2 separate regions of the Homo sapiens genome follow, and region 1 is linked to region 2. A link is a loop called in an ENCODE intact Hi-C map of the cell type or tissue named here. Cell type or tissue: PC-3. All regions are shown on one strand. Each heading gives the region's core, and the rest is flanking DNA. Links, peaks and the distances in the headings are about the cores only. Region 1 overlaps JAZF1 (JAZF zinc finger 1). Region 2 overlaps TAX1BP1 (Tax1 binding protein 1).

Region 1 (10,299 bases), core at 942-8,941, 310 kb before region 2:
GTCATGGCATTTCCAAGATTTACCTCTTTCCTGTCACCCTCCCATTTCTACATGCAAAATGACCTCCCAGACTCTAGCAGGCCTGTGGCTGCCACCTTTCTTTTTAGCTCCCCGAACCTTCCCCTTCATTCAGCTACCTGAAATCCCACCTCCTCCCAAAGGACTTGCTGACTGATTCGTAGACAGCTGTGATTTCTTCTTGCCCCACCCTTTATATATCCAGCTCCTTCAGCTCTCCCATTTCTTGCTTCAGAACACAATGTAGGTCCATTCACTTAAGTTAATGTACCTGTGTTGTTCTATTGTATCAATGTGTGTGACTTCATCTATTTTAGGAAACAAGCTCTGAGGCAGGAATTTGGCTTAACTAATTTATACAGGGCTTAGTAAAAGGCTCTGTGGAATTAGAGACACCTAATAAATGCTTCAGACTTTTGAATTGATGCTGTAATCATTTTAATGGAGGCTGATGTTGTATGTGTTTAAACAAATGGCATGTTTTCCAGCAACATTCTGGCAAATTAGCAGCATCTAAATTTAAAAAAAAAGTCTGTACTTAGAAAATGAATTTTGTAAACTGTGGTAACATGCAGTTATTTATTGCTGAGCTGATTTAAGCAGAGGCCCAAATGCAGTGGTGGGAGCCAAGATTTCATTTTTTGCAATATTTGTTTTCTGAAAAGTTGGTTAGTGTGGCAGAGGTTGGGTGGGAAAGTGGGGGTGGGGGGTGATTTAAAGGCATTATTGTTAACTTAATGCATATTTTAAAGAGTTAGTTAAAAACCCTTTATATTAGGTTAGCAGGTGTGATTTGGCACCATTTCTTTCTACACATGTGCCCTTTTCATTAGGAATGTGTGCCTGATGTGGTGCAGATGGCATTTAAGCCACTTGGTAATATTTTCCACAACCTGTTCTTAGTAATTAGGCTTGAATTTGCTGTTTCAAAATACTGAACGTCTTTTGGCAACTTTGTAAAAACGAAGGAACTTGAAATGTGGTCAGTATACCAGCAGAGGGCAGTGTAAGCCAGTGTTTCATTTGCAGTCAGCTTCCCACGGCCATGGCTGCTTTTCCACACCCCAGAGCTAGAATGTTCCCATTACTTTATTTGAGATATAGATGCAATTTGAGAATTAAAAAAAAAATTGCAAATGAAAAAGTTAAAAAATAGTCTCTTATTGGCCATCTTGTAGTAAGAAGATAAATTGTTCAGAACAGATTTGAGCTGCAGTTCTGTTTTATGAATTTTTCCTTGAATCGTCTATCAACATGCATGAATGATTATGTGAAAAGTGTAGTTCTTATGTAAATCATTTTGCTAATGCACTTAAAAGACAAAATATTTAATTTGATTATAGATGTTTTTCCTTGCTCAATAGTGGATAGTAAGATTTTCATTATGTCTGTAAGGGTTTCAGTTATTTTTATGACAAGGGAAAGGTCATTTCCGACATATATGGTCCAGTCAAGTTAACCTTCAGAGAATTAACAGCAAAGGACTGCTTCTTGTCATAGCTTATTGTGCTTTATAACCAAAAGTGTTGCCTTTTACTCATAGTTTTTTCCTCACCACAGAACTTCTCGGACAACCCTAACCACTGGCCCTCTTGTTCCCTTCATTCTTGTTTTCTCCAACTCCAAGAGCGGACAGAGGCCCTGCCTCCCACTTCTCTCTTCAGTGGCCTCCCTCTCAGTTCTGCTTATCCCTCTCCCTTTTAGTGTCTTCTGTCTCACGCCATCCTTGATGCTATGGAATGTTTGTGCCCCCCCCAAATTTCATATGTTGAAGCCCTAACCCCCAGGATATTTGGAGATGGAGCCTTTGAGGGGATGATGAAGGTTAAATGAGTCATACGGTTGGGGCCCAGTAAAGGCTAGTGCTAGTATAAGAAGAGGAGGAGCACCAGAGCTCTCCGTCTCAGCCGTGTGAGGACACAGCAAGAGGGCCAGCCTATGAGCCAGGAAGCAAGGCCTCAGCAGAACAGTCCTGATGGTGCCTTGATCTGGGACTTCTGCCCTCCAGAATTGCTTCTGTTGTTCAGGCCACTCTGGCTGTGGTATTCTGTTATGGCAGCCTAAGCTGACTGATGCCCTCTTAGGATCTCACAGGGATTTGACGTTCAGCGGAGGGGACCATGATTACCTGTTGGAAGGCAGCAGAGGCTCTGCTAGAAGGACAGGTGGACTGAAGATGAGCAGAAAGCCAGAGAACTCCTTGAGGTAGGGACTTGATATGGTTAGGGTTTGTGTACCCACCCAAATCTCATCTTGAATTATACTCCCCATAATCCCCACGTGTCAAAGGAGAGACCAGCTGTAGGTAATTGAATCATGGGGGTGGTTTCCCCCATGCTGTTCTCATGATAGTGAGTTAGTTCTCACAAGATCTGATGGCTTTGTAAGGGGCTCCTCCCCCTTCACTTGGCACTTCTCCTTCCTCCCTGCTTGTGAAGATCATGTTTTGCTTCCCCTTCACCATCCGCCATGATCGTAAGTTTCCTGAGGCCTCCCCGATAATGCTGAACTGTGAGACAATTAAACCTCTTTCCTTTATAAATAACCCAGTCTTGGGCAGTTCTTCATAGCAGTATAAAAATGGACTAATACAGGGCTTGCCTAGGAGGCCCAACAGAGTGAACAAATATGTAGAATGATTGTGGTGCTCTTGATGGAGAATGAAGAGAGGGACTGGGATGAAACTGAAGACTTGTGGGAATAAGATGGGAGAGGTTGCGTGGAGCCTTGAAAGTGGTTTGGCTTTGGTGCTGTGGGAGCTTCTCAGATTCGGAGATGGCACACCCTTGGGGTACATGTGGGTATCAGGTAAGCCAAAGCATAGAGACTGTGCCCTTCTCTGGGGTGCCAGTTTTTCTGGATGGAGCTTCTTTCTTGTTGGGACTCCACATGTATTTCTGTGTGTTTCCTCCTTGTCGTCTTACTAAGGGAGCTTTGGTAGGACGATTGAGGGCAGTGGAGGAAAGAGGGCATTGTTAAAACATCATGAGCAGGCGCAGCTCGGCCCTTGGTCCCCTCTGGCCACAGGGTGGGGCTGAGCTGGCAAAAAAAATAAAAAATAATAATTTTTAAAAAGCACCATAAGCAAAACATGAATAAGTGGAGGTGAAGCAGGTGTTCTTGCCTGGAAGGAGAAGCTTCGGGTCTGCTTGCCCATGTTCCTTCTGCCAGAAAATTTCAAGTGCTGGGTGCCTACTGGGTTCCTTCTTCCCCCATGGCATTCCTGTAAGATAAATGGCTGCTTTTCAGCAGATGACAGTTTGGAGACAGAAGTTATTAATGTGTATAGGGTCGCAAAAAAGTTAGCTGATGTGTCAGAACAGAAACCCAGGCCAGGCCAAGCCTCTCCAGGCTTTTCGTGCTACGGAGCGGATAGGCAGAAGCGAGCAGCCCTGGAGACTCGGTGCCGGGGCTGGAAAGGAGACTGCTGATGTTTGGCGAGTCAGCCCTTTGGTTTCTGTCTTGTTCCTTGCCAGCCGTGGGACCTTCAGGCTGGCAATGTAGCCTCTGTTCTGAGTGAACATTAGGGATCTGTATTGATGGGAAAAGGGAAGAAGGGATATCGGGGAGGCAGACAACGATTTACTTTTAGATCCTCTCTTGATCCGAAAAAGAAATACAAATGTCTGTTGCCTCCGAGCAGATCGAATGTTGACTTCTACTTCAGAGGGTTACATTGCTGATTTATGCATATTACCATGTCTCATAGCCTTACCCTATTTTGAACCTCTGAGTGGTGGGGACATTTATCACTGTCTGAAATAATTTTATTTATGTGCTTTCATAGTTAATGTCTGTCTCTTGCTTTGGCCACACAAGAATCTAAGTTCCAAGCTTTGCGAATGAATATATGGAATACTGAAGAGGGAGGGTCAAGTTGTCCTGAGCACTGAATGCATTCTTCCCTCCCTGGCTCCTGCCCACCCACACCCTTACTTTTGTCTGCAGCTCATTCTAAAAGGCATTCTTGTTATTGGCTTGTTTGCAGGCATTGCCACAGGGGGGCGCTACAGCATTTGAAAAGAGACAGTGGACAAGCATCTGCAGGCAGGCACCTGTCTTTTGGGTTTGCCCAAAGCTCGGTGAGAAGTGAACTATCACTGTGGCACTCTCTTCATTTCCCCCTGAATGGGCAAAACAACCCAGTGAACGCGCCGCCTGAGAGAGCTGACTGGATTTTAGCAATGTGAAATGGTCATATACCAGGAGAAATTTTTAGTAAATTGAAAGGAACATATGTAAGTGGTAATTGATGAAGAATCAAGTTTTTCAGATAAGTTTGAAGTTATCCAATCAGTAATTTTTTTGTCTGCAACATTGTAGTAGTCTGTTTTCACGCTGCTGATAACGCTGCTGATAAAGACATCCCAAGACTGGGTAATTTATAAAGAAAGAGTTTCAATGGACTCACAGTTCCGTGTAGCTGGGGAGGCCTCACAATCATGGTGGAAGGCAGAAGGCATGTCTTACATGGCAGCAGACAAGAGAGAATGCGTCGAGTGAGGGAAACCCCTTATAAAACCATCAGATCTCGCAAGACTTACTGCCACGAGAACAGTATGGGGGAAACCGCCCCCAGGATTCAGTTATCTCCCACCTGGTCCCTCCCACAACATGTGGGAATTATGGAGCTACAATTCAGTATGAGATTTGGGTGGGGATACAGCCAAACCATATCAAACACCAAATTCACAGATGCTAATTAATGGTGGGAAGTAAGGGGTGATAAGTCACACTGAAGTATTAAAACATCAAAATTTTAAAATGCTTTTAAAAAGATTGTGCCCTTCTGTGTTCTTCCAGTGCACATGGCAACTAGAACACTTTGTAGAAACCCTTTCAGGGATATGTTTTAGGAAAGATATTTAAGTTACATGAAATAATGTTTTGATTATTTGTCTATGAATGGAAATTTCTAGATAAAAATTTCCTTTTTTTCTTTTCTTTCTTTCTTTTTTTTTTCGAAACAGGGCCTCACTCTACTGCCCAGGCTGGAGTGCAGTTGTGTAATTACGGCTCACTGCAGCCTCGATCTTCCCAGGCCCAGGTGATCCTCCCACCTCAGCCTCCTGAGTGGCTGGGACTGCAGGCACAAGTCACTACACTCAGCTAATTTTTTTGGTTTTTTTTCTTTTTGTATTTTTGTAGAGATGGGATTTCACTATGTTGCCCAGGCTGGACTTGAACTCCTGGGCTCAAGCACTCTGCCTGCCTCAGCCTCCCAAAGTGCTGGGATTATAAGTGTGAGCCACCGCATCCAGCCAGAAATTTCTAAAAGCAGTTCTATGAAGTAGTTTAAGCAGTTTCTTTTCCTTTTCTTCCCTATTTTAATTTTTTATATACTTTTAATATTGCTTATCCCTTTCTGAACAGGCAATATAACATCAAAGCTCAGTCCAACCGTGTATTTTAACTAAATAGAAGCCAAAATAAGGAGCTGTCATTTCTAAAAATGAGATCTTTTTATTTCCTTCTTCCTCTACTTTGACATTAGTTGTTTTTTTTTTTTTTTTTTTTTTTTTTTTTTTTTTTTGCCTTTTGTCCCTGAAATGGGATGTTAGAGTTTAGATTATTGCTGTCAGGTTAAAAAAAAAATTGAAACTAATTAGAAGTTGATAGTTTAAACATTGACTCCTACCCATTGAGTGCCCTTTATATATGTAATTACAGTGTCTACATATATACACAAATACAACATTGTGTTTACATATATATGTGAAGTCATATGTAATAACCCAAATATACCCTCAATGAGAGGAAAGAGAAAATATTGAAAAGTTTCCCCAAATCTAAACCTTTTCTCACTAGAAGTTGAATGTTGCCATGTACTTGTGTAATTAAGCCATCGTAGCAAATTTTCTGCTACGGTAACATACTTGGACTGCATGAAATGTTATTGCCAAGTTGATTTTACAAGGTTTTGACCTATTGACATGCTAAGGTAGAAGGTGTGAGTCTTTTAAGTTCCATTACACAGGATTCAAGGACCCATCATCATTTAAAACAAGAGAATATTTTCCAGTTGGGCCATACACACACCGACTATTCTAACAGCAATATGAATGTTGAAGTGTATTTCTGAATTTTAAAACCCCAAAGTAATAAAGTTTACATTAAACAGATTTTCCTTTGATCTCTCTCTCTCTCTCTCTGCATGTGCATATATATGTGTGTGTCTGTGTGTGTGTATATATATATATGTTATATATATATAATATATATGTATATTTAACTTACATTGAAATCTTCATTCAGGACTTTGTTTATTCAGGTTAGTATTAAGTTGATTTTAAGAGCATAAAAGAAAGTAAAACTGTATTCTCTTTTCTCAAAAAGTGGATTTAATGGGAAATACCTAAATAAAAAAAAATCTAAACTATTTTAAGAATGTTCTTAGTGGTGAAAATTGTTATGGTAGCATATTGGGAGCAAGGGAAAATGCCTCATAAATACCTAGTTTAACAACTGTGGTTTTAAATAGTCGTGAAAAATAACATGACTGTTAGGAGGAAACATTAAATATTCATGAAAATATGGACTTCTAGTTGAGACATAATAAAAAATTGAAGTTCAGGTTGACAGAAGAAAGTGCATCTCTCAAAAGTATGTAAAAATATGAATAACATTATTTCCCCTGATATAATTAGAAAAAATAGTAATAATTTTAATTAACTTTTAAGTTAAAAAACTAAAAAAAAGGCCGGGCGCGGTGGCTCACGCCTGTAATCCCAGCACTTTGGGAGGCCGAGGCGGGTGGATCATGAGGTCAGGAGATTGAGACCATCCTGGCTAACAAGGTGAAACCCCGTCTCTACTAAAAATACAAAAAATTAGCCGGGCGCGGTGGCGGGCGCCTGTAGTCCCAGCTACTCGGGAGGCTGAGGCAGGAGAATGGCGTGAACCCGGGAAGCGGAGCTTGCAGTGAGCCGAGATCGCGCCACTGCAGTCCGCAGTCCGGCCTGGGTGACAGAGCGAGACTCCGTCTCAAAAAAAAAAAAAAAAAAAACAACTAAAAAAAAGTCTGTGGAATAGAAAAAAAAATAAGAGCTTGAATAGGAAAAGAGGAAGACAGAGAATGAGGAGGTGTGGTTAAAAGTCGGGTAAGCTGGCTTTGATTCAGGTTCCACTAATTACTAGCCTATGGCCTTGGGTAGATTAGGCAGTGAAGCCGCCTCACTTTTCTTCTCTATTATGTGGGAGTACTAGTACCTGTGTTGGAGGATATTGTGATGCTCAAAGGAGATATTTTAAACAGAGTGAGTTTTTACTTTTCATGTAGATAGAATAGGATAATGCTAAGAATGCACTGTAACACTAAAATAATTTCCTTTTGGCATGTAATTGGCCTAGAATTTATACTAGAGTCTTATGCTTTGATTTAATAATGTTTAAAGTTATGAAAAATAAGATGAATGGGCAAGTTAGGCAGTTATTGAAGAAACTGGGGAAACCCAGTATTAAGATTGCAGTTTGACTGGATATTAGCATCTTCGTTAAGCAGAGAGATTTGTTGTTCATGATGAAGAAGGTGATGATGATGATAATGGCAGTTAATGTTCATTGAGTTCATAAGGTATGTTAGGCACTATAAGAGCTATACAGGCAATCTTATCCAATCTTCACTATAGTCCGATGAGGTAGGTTCAATCATTAAACTGATTTTTAAGTTGAGGAAAGTGTGGTTTAAAGAGGTTGAGTAACTTGTTAGTATCTACAGTGGATATTGGGATTGAAGCCCTGGCAGGCAACCTTGATTCTTGACTGACAATGGCACCATACTGGATTTGATGGTACCTGTGGTTAACTTCTTGGGGACCCAAATCTTACATGGACTTTTGAATCTAAATGATGTAATCTCACCACGGAGTTTCTTGTTTCCCTCACATCTCAATTTCTCTCATCTTGTATTTTACTATATGTAGTCAGGAAGAACCAAGCTCCTCTTTCAACACTTAGAAATTTCCTCAGCTAAATAGCCAATTTTATCACTTGCCAATTCTACCTTCTACAAAATACTAGTACATGAACACAGTTCAATCAAGTTCTTTGCCACTTTATAACAAGAATTTACTTTTCTTAATTATTCAATAACATGTTCCTCATTTGTCTGAGCCTTCATTGGACCATCCCTATTTCTACGACATTCTGAACAGGATTACTTAAGTGTTTTCCCAGAAGATGAAAACTTTCTATATATCTCTCCTCTTTTCTTTCTGAGCCCTCACCAGAATCACCTTCCAAAGTCCCTTCACAGCAATGTCAACATTTTCTAGCATGTACCTTCCAGCCTCTCTACGCGTTAACCAGTTCCAAAGCCACTCCCACATATTTAAGTATTTGTTAAGGCAGCACTCCACTTCCCAGTACCAATTTCTGTTTTAGCTTGGGCTATTATAATAGAATACTGGTATTTATTTCTCATGGTTCTAAACGCTGGGAAGTCCAAGATCAAGGTGCTAGCATAATTGGGTCTGGTAAGGCCCTCTTCCTGGTTTGCAGATGGCTGTGGTTTTGCTGTCTTCAAATAGTGCAGAGAGAGAGGAAGCAAGTTCTCTCAAGTCCCCTCTTATAAGAGTATTAATCCCATCATAGGCAAGGACTCCACTCTTATGATCTAATTACCTCCCAAAGGCCTCATCGCCACAGACCATCACATTGGGGATTAGATTTTTAAGTTTCCTTAAATATTCAGTACTATTATTGTTTTGCTTTCTGTTTCTGTTTTATTATTTTCCTCTTGTATTGCTCATTGGAATGCACTGTGATGACCAAGTGTATCCAAATGGGAGATTATGTCTTGGGAGCATTTTTATTCTTGTTGGAAATTGGTGATGATTGGAAATATGATGAGTATGCGCAGTGCTGATGATTTGTCCAGTGTCCTCCTAGTTTGGAGATGTTGGTAAAATAAAATTAATTGAAGGGAGGAATTAACATGAGAATCAAGCCCATTATTAGTTTAAGAATGAATTTATCCTGAGAGAGATTATGTAAACTCACAGAAACATCCATCCCTGCTTAAAACAATAAAAGAGAAACACAAGGGACAACAGAATGCAAATAGTGATTTAATGGCATAGTGGTGGTTTGGCAGGTGAAAATAACAGAGTTCTAACAGAGGAGAATCAGAGGACCAGTCCTTGGGAATGGAGACAGGCCCCCTTTTCTTTGGGAGATATTAGGACAAGGGTTGGAAGTAGAAGGAAAAGGAGACACTCCTTAAACAAACCTAGCTACACTTCATCACACACATCTCTGACTTTGATCCCTGTGGCAGGAAGCACTATTATTAAAATTGGGACTTACTGAGGTTTTCTCATGTAATTAGGAAAAGGAAAGGTGTGTTTGACAGTGGAGCCTTTAGATCTAATTACCTGCAACCTAGTTGTGGCTCAGTGGTCAGAAGGGAGCCACCAATAGCACTTATTAATGTATTGCCTAATTTCCTTATAAGGCACAGGGAGCCAGTAAGAAAGCTAGCTCCTAGTAGCAAAATATCTCAGAATCCAGAAAGGATTTAGCAATGCGGAAGAGAGACTTGCAGAAAAATGTAGAAGTTGCAGTTTTAAAAGTGATGAAACTTTCGGAACATGATACCAGTTGAAACTGCTGTTGGCTACCATGTCCCTGCACCACTGTCTCTTGCAGCAGATTGTAGCCCCGTGGTGTTAACCCTGAGTGACTGTTAAGCTCCGTGAAGGGATGTGTTTTCAGACCCCCTGGTTTTCAGGCTGTTTCTGTTAATGTAGGGCATCTAATCTGTATGAGGGGGGCAAGGATGTAGTTCAAAGCTGGCAGGGAGACATCCACTGGGAAGCAGGACTTGTCTTGGTAATTGCTTAAAAGAAATAAAGGCCCTTTGTCAAAGCCTTCTCTTTATCTCCTGTATTCCCACTAGGAAAAAAAAGTGGAGAGGAGAAAGAAAATATACAAGAATACTGATTTTGACTATTTTTTTCCTTTTTAAAATGGACATTTTCATTGATTAAGGAAAACAAAAGGAAGGAAACAAAGATAAATCTAGATTTTGGTGCTCCTTCTTTGATATAGACAAATGACCTCCTCCTTGCATTCTTCCTGATTAGGAATTTTGAAAAACCTTATGTCGACTGATGACATTCTAAAGCTCACTATCCTAAGAAAATGAGTCCTTGATAAATTTTTCTTTGCTTAGAAGCAAGAGATGATTAACTGTATGCAAAGGGTCTTCATTTTATGTGTCCTTTTTCCCCTCAGAAAATGGAGAGGTTGGTTGTTAATACAGACCAACAGTACATTTCT
Region 2 (10,299 bases), core at 700-8,699:
GAAGATCTCTACAAACTGATATGGAGTAACTAGCAACTTATTTTGTTCAGTGAGAAAAAGGTGCAAAATGGTATGTATAGTAGCGCTACCTTTTTTAAGAACGAAGAGGATAAAGAAGGATGTATGTACATGTACACATGCATATATAAGCTTATTTTTACAAAAAGAAACATAAGAATAAACTAGAAACTTATGAAAATGTTTATCTATGGGCATAGGTAAGAAAAGGGTTTAAAAAAACAAGGAAGAGATTGAGACCTCAGAGTAAAATTTTTCTATCATTTTGACTTCTGAACAAAGCAACTGTTTTACATATTCAAACAATAAAAATAAATCAAACAGAAGAATAAAAGCAAATATTAAAATTAAATACAAGCAAATGAAATTATATTACAAATTTATAACATAGGTATGCAAAAAAATAGTTCAAGTAACTTTTGAACATGGCGTTTCTATACATCCTTAGTGAAACATATTCTAAGAAAAAAGAGCTGTAAAAATACCTTAGCTTTATTTAGTACATTTATTGTTGGAAGTGGCATTGATGTAATAATTGTGAAAACACTGGTGTGTACGGCTGGATGGAAACACATGAGTAATAATGATGTTTGGGAAACAAGAGTTCTCACATTGCGAGAAGAGAGATATAAATATGGAATGGAGCAAAGGAAGGAAGAATCCTAAGGTACTAAATCTGAATTGGAGCTATCAATATAAATTAAAGATGCAAAATACCCACTGAATGTGCAAAGCAGCAGCCCCATAGTAGCAATAGGATCCAGTTCTTGGTTTCAAAATACCATTACCTACTAAAAAAAACAGAGTTTCTTGGAGAAATGGTAATATCAGGTCTGGGGGAACAACCTGAAGTTAGAACATACAGTTGTGCCATAAAGCAAGAAAGTATTCAAAGCATTATAGGAACATATCAGGACAAAAAAGCAGGCTTGAAAAGGTTCCCCTGGTTAAATTCAGAACAATTTGGGTATGAAAAAGAATAATGATGATTATGCATAATATGCAGCAAAAAATCAGTAAGTCCAAAGTTATATTTAAAAAAGAGGGAAGGGTGACAGGAATGTCCTCATGATAAAAGATTACCTACAAATAAATGTAGAAGGCATAATAGAATTTTTTAAATCACCATTTTTCTATCATTAATTATTACCAACATAATAGCTGATGCAGGTGAGGAGCATCAAAGGACAATAAAAACATTGAGGAAAGGCTGTTGGAGAACAGGGTGTTTATACAGATTGCTTAATAATCACAAACAGGGAAAGAAAAGAAAGGCACCTATATAGAGACAGGTAGGCATAACTTTAAACAAATTATTAAACCTAACATTATCAAGAACGAAACAAATTGACATTATATAACTTTTGATATGACTCCAACAGGATGGACAAAACATCATCTATGTCTTTTCTTGCAAAAATGTCTCACCTGAATCTAGTCATGAGAAACAACAGACAAATCCAGATTATAGAACATTTTCTCAGACTAGCCTGTCTTCTCCAAAAATATCAATGTCATAAAAAGTGTAGGGACACTATTCTAGACTGAAACCGACTCAAAATACAACAATCAAAATAATATGTAGTCTTTGACTAACTGTGAATCACAAAATTTTAAAGATTATATAAGAATACATTTGGGGCAATGTGATTGTGAACTAACTATGAGAATGACTGTTATTCAATCAGTGCTAAATTCTTAGGTGTAATAACGGTGTCATGGCTATGAAGAAGAATGCACTTGTTCATAAGGGAGACATGCTAAAGTATTTAGAGTAAATTATCGTAATACTTGCAACTCACATCGCTCAGAAAAAAAGGCATATAAATGAGGGAGATAAAACAAAGAATGGCAAAATATTTTAGGGTACATCAGTATTCATTGTTCTGTTCTTCCAACTGTTTTGTAAGTTTGAACTTTTTTAGAACAAAAGCTTGGGGGAATTAAAAATGAAAATCATATTGCATACATTTCATAGGTATGTTTTACAATCTTCAAATATATATAGCAAAAGTACTTACTTTACTTGAGGTTGTAAGCAGGAAAGTTCTTTGCAGATTTTCCTTTTCAGCCAAACATAACTGCAGCCTGCCAATCTCTTCTTTGAAATGAGTAATCACGCTTTCTTTGTTCCCATCTAAATTTTTTAAAGTCTGGACCTCTGACATAAGCTTGGTATTTTCTATTTCTGTATTCTTCAAATGTACCTGTAATGGTGTTTGAAAATGTCAAGAATATTCTAACTCCATGACCTAAGTTAGTCAAAGTTTAAAATACCATTATATTTCTAACCCAAAGACAACGAAAGGAAGGAAAGACATACTAGACTAGGATTTAGGAGACCCAGGTTCTGCCAAATGACTAGTTAAGCATGCAGGAGCAGAACACAGCTTTTCTAAGCTTTTTTATTTTCCAGAGAGATTATTCTAAGCCCTAACAACATCACCTGATCTCTAAAGTCTTTTCCTTTGATTTAATGGTTTCAGGTTCTCTTTAAAAATGCAAATAGATTTGGTTGTTCTTTTGGGGAAACAAATTATGTTATTTGGCATATTCAAATCTGGCACGACAAGACTCTGGAAAACTAGAAGGGGTGCATTCAAAAACAACATCTCAAACAATTCCATTTTCTGCAGGCGAAAAGTACGATATCATTTAGTTTCAATGTGCTGAAAAATGTATTTGTTGACTAACCCAACTATATTGATTTTCCCATGACTCTCGCTATTGCTGATTTGCTCCTAACACACATACAAATCAAATTCAATAACTGGAATTATAAATACAGACCTGTAGTGTACACTATCAAGTATATCCTGCTTTCGTTAAGAGTACTGAGGAGAAATGAATTAACTTACTTCTTGCACTTTACTCTTTAAATATACAGAATGCTGAAGGACTAATTCCTGTTCACAAGGATAGAATATTAACTCCTGATTCTCTGAAGACATCAGCAACCAACACCCTTGCAGCATCACTTTAAAACGCTACCTGATGTTCATAATCATCAGCTCATTAAATTGACTTAACAAGAAACGGACTTAACTCAGAATGTTCTTGAAATTCCTCATCTGGAATTGCCTTCAGGAAATGCTTATGAGCCACTTAAAAAAATAAGTCTCAATTTGCACCCACAGCATTACTGACAATTAAGCTAACTACCCTATATTTCAGGGTTGCTTAAAAAAATAAATAAATAAAAACTGCCAGGCACGGCGGCTCACGCCTGTAATCCCAGCACTTTGGGAGGCTGAGGCGGGTCAGGAGATCGAGACCATCCTGGCTAACATGGTGAAACCTCGTCTCTACTAAAAAAATACAAAAAATTAGCCGGACGTGGTCGCGGGCACCTGTAGTCCCAGGTCCTCGGGAGGCTGAGGCAGGAGAATGGCGTGAACCCGAGAGGCAGAGCTTGCAGTGGGCCGAGATCGCACCACTGCACTTCAGCCTGGGCGACAGAGCGAGACTCCATCTCAAAAAAAAAAAAAAAAATTCAAAACTTCAAGCGGTCAAGATTTGTTAGCAGTGAGGATATTTTTACAAAATGACATCTCTGAAGATATTCTAAAAGTCAAACTCTAAAATGGGATTATTACTAAATTAATGTTCTCCCCAATGTGTATATATATATATGTTCTTAAAAAGGAAAAATAGTTACATGAATTGTGATAAACAAGTATCTTAATTCCATTAAACCTCTTCAACTTATTACACACTACCTGTTAAGTATCTAAAACAGCAGCAAATTAATTCCCTGAAAACTAACTTTTAGGGGTGATATACAACATGACTGTGACTTCCTCCTTGCTCTCTCCTGGATCACTCACTCTGAGAGAAGCTAGCTGCCATGCTGTGAGGATATTCAAGCAGCCTATGAAAAGACCACTTCAAGAGGAGCTGAAGGTTCTCCTGCCAAAAGCCACTGGAGTAAGCCATCTTGAAAGCAAACCCTCCAGTCCCAATCAAGCCCTTAGCTGACTGCACCCCTTGCCAACATCCTGACTGCAACTACACAAGAGGCTAGAGCCAGAACCACTCAGCTAAGCTGCTCCTAAATTGCTGACCTACAGCCCCTAAGTTCTGGGGTCATTTCTTTTGAAGCAACAGGCAATAGATATGGTAAAAAATAAATTACCTTATAAAGTTCCTTTTCATCCTTCTCTGTCTTCAACTGACATTCAAGTTGTTCTCTTTCATGTTGTGCCTTCTTGAGTTTGTCCTTTAAACTAAGATAGGTATGATAAAGTAACATTATAATGTTTTAAAGTTTTAAAATTTTTATTGAATTTATTTTTTAAAAGCATGAGAAATACCTGTCTAATTCGGTTTCTTTTTCAATTGCTTTATGTGTTACTGACACAATATCTTCCTCAAGCTGATGGGCTTTGGATGTAGCATCACTGAACCTCTTCTTAAACTCTTCATTTTCCATTTTTAAGCTTTGTGTTACTTCAGTAAGACCCTGAGAAGTGACAACAAGGTATTTTGAGAAAACACAGAAACATAATCAGTAAAGCAAATTTGCATATCTTTAAGAAAACTATGTATTCTTAGAATTTTAATCCCACATTTGTTCCCTCCAAATTTGAGAAGCTAAGACTATAAAACTTGAAATGATAACATATATTTAAATTTTCATATACTAAATTAATCGATAATTTGTTTTTTGTTTGGGGTCTCACTTTGTCACTCAGGCTGCAGTATGGTGGCACAATCACAGCTCAGGTGATCCTCCCACCTCAGCCTCCCAGGTAGTTGGGACTACAGGCACCCACCACCACGCCTGGCTAATTTTTTTTTTAATAGAGACAGGGTTTTGCCATGTCACCCAGGCTGAAACTCCTGGGCTCAAACAATCCTCCTGCCTCGGCCTCCAAAAGTGCTGGGACTACAGGCATGAGCAATGATTCGTTTATTTATATACATTTTCCCCCCACCTTCAGACTTTTCATGTACCCTGTATGTTGATTTTACTAACTTTTCTCCACCAGGGGGCAGGCAAGAAAAATGAGAAAAAAATTTTAAAAATTAGTCACGACATATCAAGTCTTACACGACACCATCAAGGTTAACACCCACTTTTTCTAGCACAGGTCACTAACTGCCATCAAAGCACTAACATATGCCTAAAGCCATGTTCCTAATCTTCTTGCCAGTGTGACTCAGAGGCCTAAACAAATATTCAAAGACACTAAGACAAATATAAAAGAGGTAGTAAGTGCAACAAATTGAATGTTGAATTGAATTTCTACTTGGAATATTCTACTTTAAATGGACAATTCATAAGACTCAAATATAACAGTGTATATAGGGAAGTGCTTTGTTATAGAAAACTATATTATAAAAGAATTGGTAAATTAAGATAAAATTATTTTTATTAAAGAACAATTTTAAAATTTCTCCCCAAAACAGTAATACTTACCTACCCAGCAACAAAAACTAAAAAAATCACCGTTCTGCCAAGTTAAAAGTATGAAAGATTATATAGTATTTATAATTCACTTTAATTCACATAAAAGAACTCACCCAAGTATTTTCTTGATAGAATATCATTTTAAATATCTTGCTAGAATATGAACATTGCTACATTATTTTCTAAAAGTCAGATACACCCTATTGACTTATTTTTGGTCAAAGCAAATGTTTGTCTGACTGAATTTGTAACACTAACCAAAAACTGTTGTACAAAATGCTTTTTTGGTTCCAATGCCATAATACCAGAGAAAAAAACAAATAATATTTATTTCCTCTGCAATCATAATGATTGCTGTGAAATTGGGCACATTTTCAGGATTTGTCTTGTTGATTTATAAAGATGGCCAGAGAGGTTTCTAAATAATGTTCACATTTTTTTTATTTTTAGTTTTACCACCAGTGCTCTCTTGGCACTGCAAATACACTACAGATTTAACCCAAGTATTTCTCCCTAGGACAAAATTACTTTCCAATCCTGTAAGTAATGAAGCCCTATAACGGGTATACAGCATTCTACAAAATGCATAGGAAAAGAGAAAAAAATCACTAGCAACTGAATGTAAATCATGAACTAATTGCTTTGAGTCAGTTAACTTTACAGTGAATTATAAATTAACTCTGACTACAACAAGCGTCTTAGACTTTCTCTGGTGCCCATAAAGGCACCTGATAGCTTCCCAGCATACAAGCCTCCTTTCAAAACACATGAAAACGATAAAGTAAGGATTATTCTTCAGGCCTGTAGTTTTCACGTCTGAGTTAAGCATAAGCATCTTCAATGTGGCTCCGTCGTTCTTAGCATGAAAAAGCTAAGAGCTTTGCCATTTCAAACAACTAGGAATCATGCTTTCAAAAATTAACTTTAAAAGATAAAATCTAAAAGACAATTTTTCTAAAACACTTTTAGTCATTTGTAAATCATGCCAAAAGGACATCATAATTCTAATATTAAAACAAAGAAAACCTCCATCAGATAATTAAGCCTGCTACATTGTATGCCGATATGAAAACAATCATAAAAATTGGGGCAAAGGGAGATAAAGAGATTTGAGTACTTCAGATTCATGCAGGGACTTTCCTCCCACTCCTAAACTAAAAAAATCACTGTTTCCATGAGCCACTATTACCAATTCCCACAAGTCATAACTCTCACTTATGAATAACCCGATAAAAAGATTATGAATCATTCATCTAGGTGGCTAAACACATTTTAAAAGTATTTAAAATAACAGAGCACATTTATTCTCATGTTAAAAAATAAAATTCTGATTATAAACAAAAGCATATGAAGAAACCAGATACAGTATCACTAACAATTATCTAGAAAAAAGGTATGGTATTCTAGATTCACACATACACAGAGTAAAATTTAGTAAACTAGCACCTGAACACTTTAAATAACAAATTATTGACAAAACAATTATTTATGAAAATTGCTAGTCAGATTTTAAATCAAATATCACTCATTTTACTTAATCTGGCTTTTCTCAAACACCTAATTTTGAAATCAACTATAATACCAAGTTATGATGACAGCTACACAGACTATAAAGACATCTTCTCTGGTTTCTACAAATCCACCAGACAAAAATATAATATTTGGCCGGTGTGGCAGCTCACATCTGTAATCCCAGCACTTTGGGGGGCCTAGGTGGGTGGGTCACCTGAGGTCAGTAGTTCAAGACCTGCCTGGCCAACATGGTGAAATCCCATCTCTACTAAAAATACCAAAGAAAAAAAAAATTAGCTGGGCGTGGTGGTGTGTGCCTGTAGTCCCAGCTACTTGAGAGGCTACTCAAGCAGGAGAATTGCTTGAACACACGACGTGGAGGTTGCAATGAGCCTAGATTATGCCACTGCACTCCAGCCTGGGCGACAGAGAAAGACTCCATCTCAAAAAAATAAAATAAAATAAAACAAGAAAAGAAAACAAAAAGTTTTTAAAATGGAAAAATCTTATGGAATTTGGATACAAAGAAAGAATATTTTTGCACAGCTGTACATGTTTGTGTTTTGAGCTAAATGTTATTTCAAAAGAATCAAAAAGTTTTTAAAAAGAGAGTGAAAATGTTACAGTGAGCTAAGGTTAATTTATTTTTGGAGAAAAAAATATTTTATACATTTAGTATAGTCTGGCCAGGTGCGGTGGCTCATGTCTGTAATCACAGCATTTTGGGAGGCCGAGGCGGGCAGATCACCTGAGGTCAGGTGTACGAGAGCCTGGCCAACATGGTGAAACCCTGTCTCTACTAAAAACATAAAAATCAGCCAGGTGTGGTGGCGTGCACCTGTAATCCCAGTTACTCCGGAGGCTGAGGCACAAGAATCACCTGAACCCAGGAGCTGGAGGTTGCAGTGAGCCGAGATCACGCCACTGCACTGTACTCCAGCCTGGGCAACAGAGTAAGACTCCGTCTCAAAAAAAAAAATTAATTAATTAATTAATTTAGTGTAGTCTAAGTATACAATATTTATAAAATCTACAGTAGTGTACAGCAATGCCCTGGGCCTTCACATTCACTCACTACTCACTCCCTGAATAACCTAGAGCACTGTCAGTCCTGCAAGCTCCATTTGTGGTAAATGCCCTATACAGGTATAACAAATTTTACATTTTATACAATATTTTTACTGTACCTTTCCTTTTCTAAGATATCTAGATATGTTTAGATACACAAATATTTACCATGTGTTACAACTGCCTACAGTATTCAGTACACTAACATGCTGTACAGGTTTGTAGCCTAGGAGCAACAGGTTATACCATATAGCCTAGGTGCGCAGTAGGATATACTATCTAGGTTTGTGTAAGTACACTCTATGATGTTTGCACAAAGAGGAAATCATCTAACAACACATTTCTAAGAACGTATCCCCATTGTCAAGTGGTGCATGACTATAGTAAAAAATGTGAGGGCTACCTTCAATTCACTGAAAAATCTGCTATGAACAAATGTACTTAAATTCAACTTTTACAGAAAATAACAGATCCAAGCACTATTTTTGTGGTTGGAGTGGAGAGGAGGGGGAAGAGAGACAGGCTACAAATATATTAGTGTCTAAATTATTTCCTGAATATGAATTTATTCCACAAACTAGTGATTTTTTTTTAACATTAGGTTTCATATACATTTTTAAAGAGTTAGGGAATAAGTAAAAAAATTTAGGGTAGTATAACTTTACTTAAAATTACCTTTTAATTAAATTGAATGGGAACTACTCAATGATGTAGTCTTATGAAATAAACTATGAAAATGCTTCATTGTACAGTTCTGTACTTATCAATACAAAAATTATGGGTTTAAAAGTATATAAATATATTGTAGAAATAATATATTATGAGTTTCTTAAAACTATTACTTTGTAAAGCAGGTACAAAATTAAAGTAATTGGCTTGAAAGAAATATATTGCTATGTATACATAAGTTATAATCATCACCCCATGTATTAAAATTAAGCCTTTTGTATCTTTTCTTGATGACAATTGGCAAAAACAAACAAAAACAAATTCAATGAGATCATAAATTCAAAACTGGTTTTTGGCAATTCCATGTATTAGATACTAAATGCCTTAAACTGCCTCTGTCCAAAACCAGGTACCTAATGCTATGATAACAATAACAGCTATCTTGAGAGCTACTGTGTAGGAAATGTTATGTGCTTTATGTATAATACATTCTCATTTGATGAGCACATGGCCTAAGAATTAGGAACGACTATAAGGCTCGTTCACATGAGAAAAGTGAGCCACAGAGAAGTTAAGTAGTTTATCAAAGGTTACACAGCTAGTAAATGGAAGAACTGAGAATGATTTCAACTTTCCAATATCTTTAAACAAAAGTTTTCTAAAATAATAACTGAAAATTTTAATAATTGAGGTACTGAAATTTTGGTAATTTGATTTTTATCTACTCTTGATATGACCTTTCTTAACAGTGGTACTAATAAATAGATTAAGTTATAAGATACTCTCCAAAGATAACTTCCAGATCTCATTCACAAACTGCTAAATTCAAAGACTACTATATTGGTGTTGTGTGTTGTGGCAGAGACTGCTGGTTGTCTGCCAAATTATGACCTCCTTTCAACCATAGTAACTACATATCACTGCCCAACTATACTGTATTCCCAGCTTCTCTTGCAATGCATTATAGTCATCTAAATTATCATCAGTTAAATATAAATGAAATGATATATATTACTTCCACCTCTATAACTTACACTATTGATCATGCCTTGTCTAAGATCTCTTTCCCCTTTCATCCAGCTGAAACCAGGATATGTCAGTGACCAAGTTTCTATCACGAAGACATAAATTCTCTAGGAATCTAAGGGTGGGCAGTGGAATGATATAAAAGGTAACAAGGCCCCCGAATAATCATGCAAAGCAAATCTGCGATCCCCTCCCCAGACTTCAATGACTTATGACATAGACTGTTACATTAAGAACAACAAAAACTTTACACTGTTGGGTTTCTTTGTCTTCACTCTAATTCATTATTTATCCCTGACTAGTATTCAAATCAAGTAACTCATCTGATACACTGCCATTAAGACAAAAAATTAAATTGGCTATGTAATAAAGTATAAGATATGCATCACTGATCATACCCAAATTCAACTACTATTGTAAATTACTTTAAATATCTGAATCTTGAAGAGAAAATGTAGCAACTAAAAGCCAAAAATAGGGAAATTACAAAGCTAGTTCAAACACTGCTATGATACTGAGTACACTTAATCCAAAAACAGCCAATTTGAAGGGCAACAAATACATATGGTAGAGGATCTCAAAACAGCAAAGCA

What was found. Peaks named below come from ENCODE experiments on the same cell type or tissue, not always from the same donor. Only the 100,000 strongest peaks of a DNase experiment are listed, where the experiment ranks them.
Region 1: a loop joins it to region 2, with 4 times the contacts of the local background. A loop is called at or near these places in 10 of 110 quality-filtered maps.

What each region holds. Positions count from the first base shown.
Region 1 is chr7:28,087,543-28,097,841 of GRCh38, reverse strand. All of the region lies in intron 1 of JAZF1 (JAZF zinc finger 1), which reads left to right. Among named protein-coding and RNA genes, the nearest start is that of JAZF1-AS1, 88 kb to the left of the region's middle. In PC-3, for the core only: CTCF peaks have their summits at 1,010 (motif pointing right), 3,824 and 4,027 (motif pointing right); DNase peaks (open chromatin) are centred at 1,031 and 4,031.
Region 2 is chr7:27,779,344-27,789,642 of GRCh38, reverse strand. TAX1BP1 (Tax1 binding protein 1) reads right to left here. Exons shown (of 17, transcript NM_006024.7): 6 at 4,332-4,480; 7 at 4,154-4,244; 8 at 2,040-2,225. Among named protein-coding and RNA genes, the nearest start is that of TAX1BP1-AS1, 44 kb to the right of the region's middle. In PC-3, for the core only: a CTCF peak has its summit at 4,994 (motif pointing right); DNase peaks (open chromatin) are centred at 5,092 and 6,602; H3K4me3 peaks cover 1,008 bases; H3K27ac peaks cover 2,117 bases.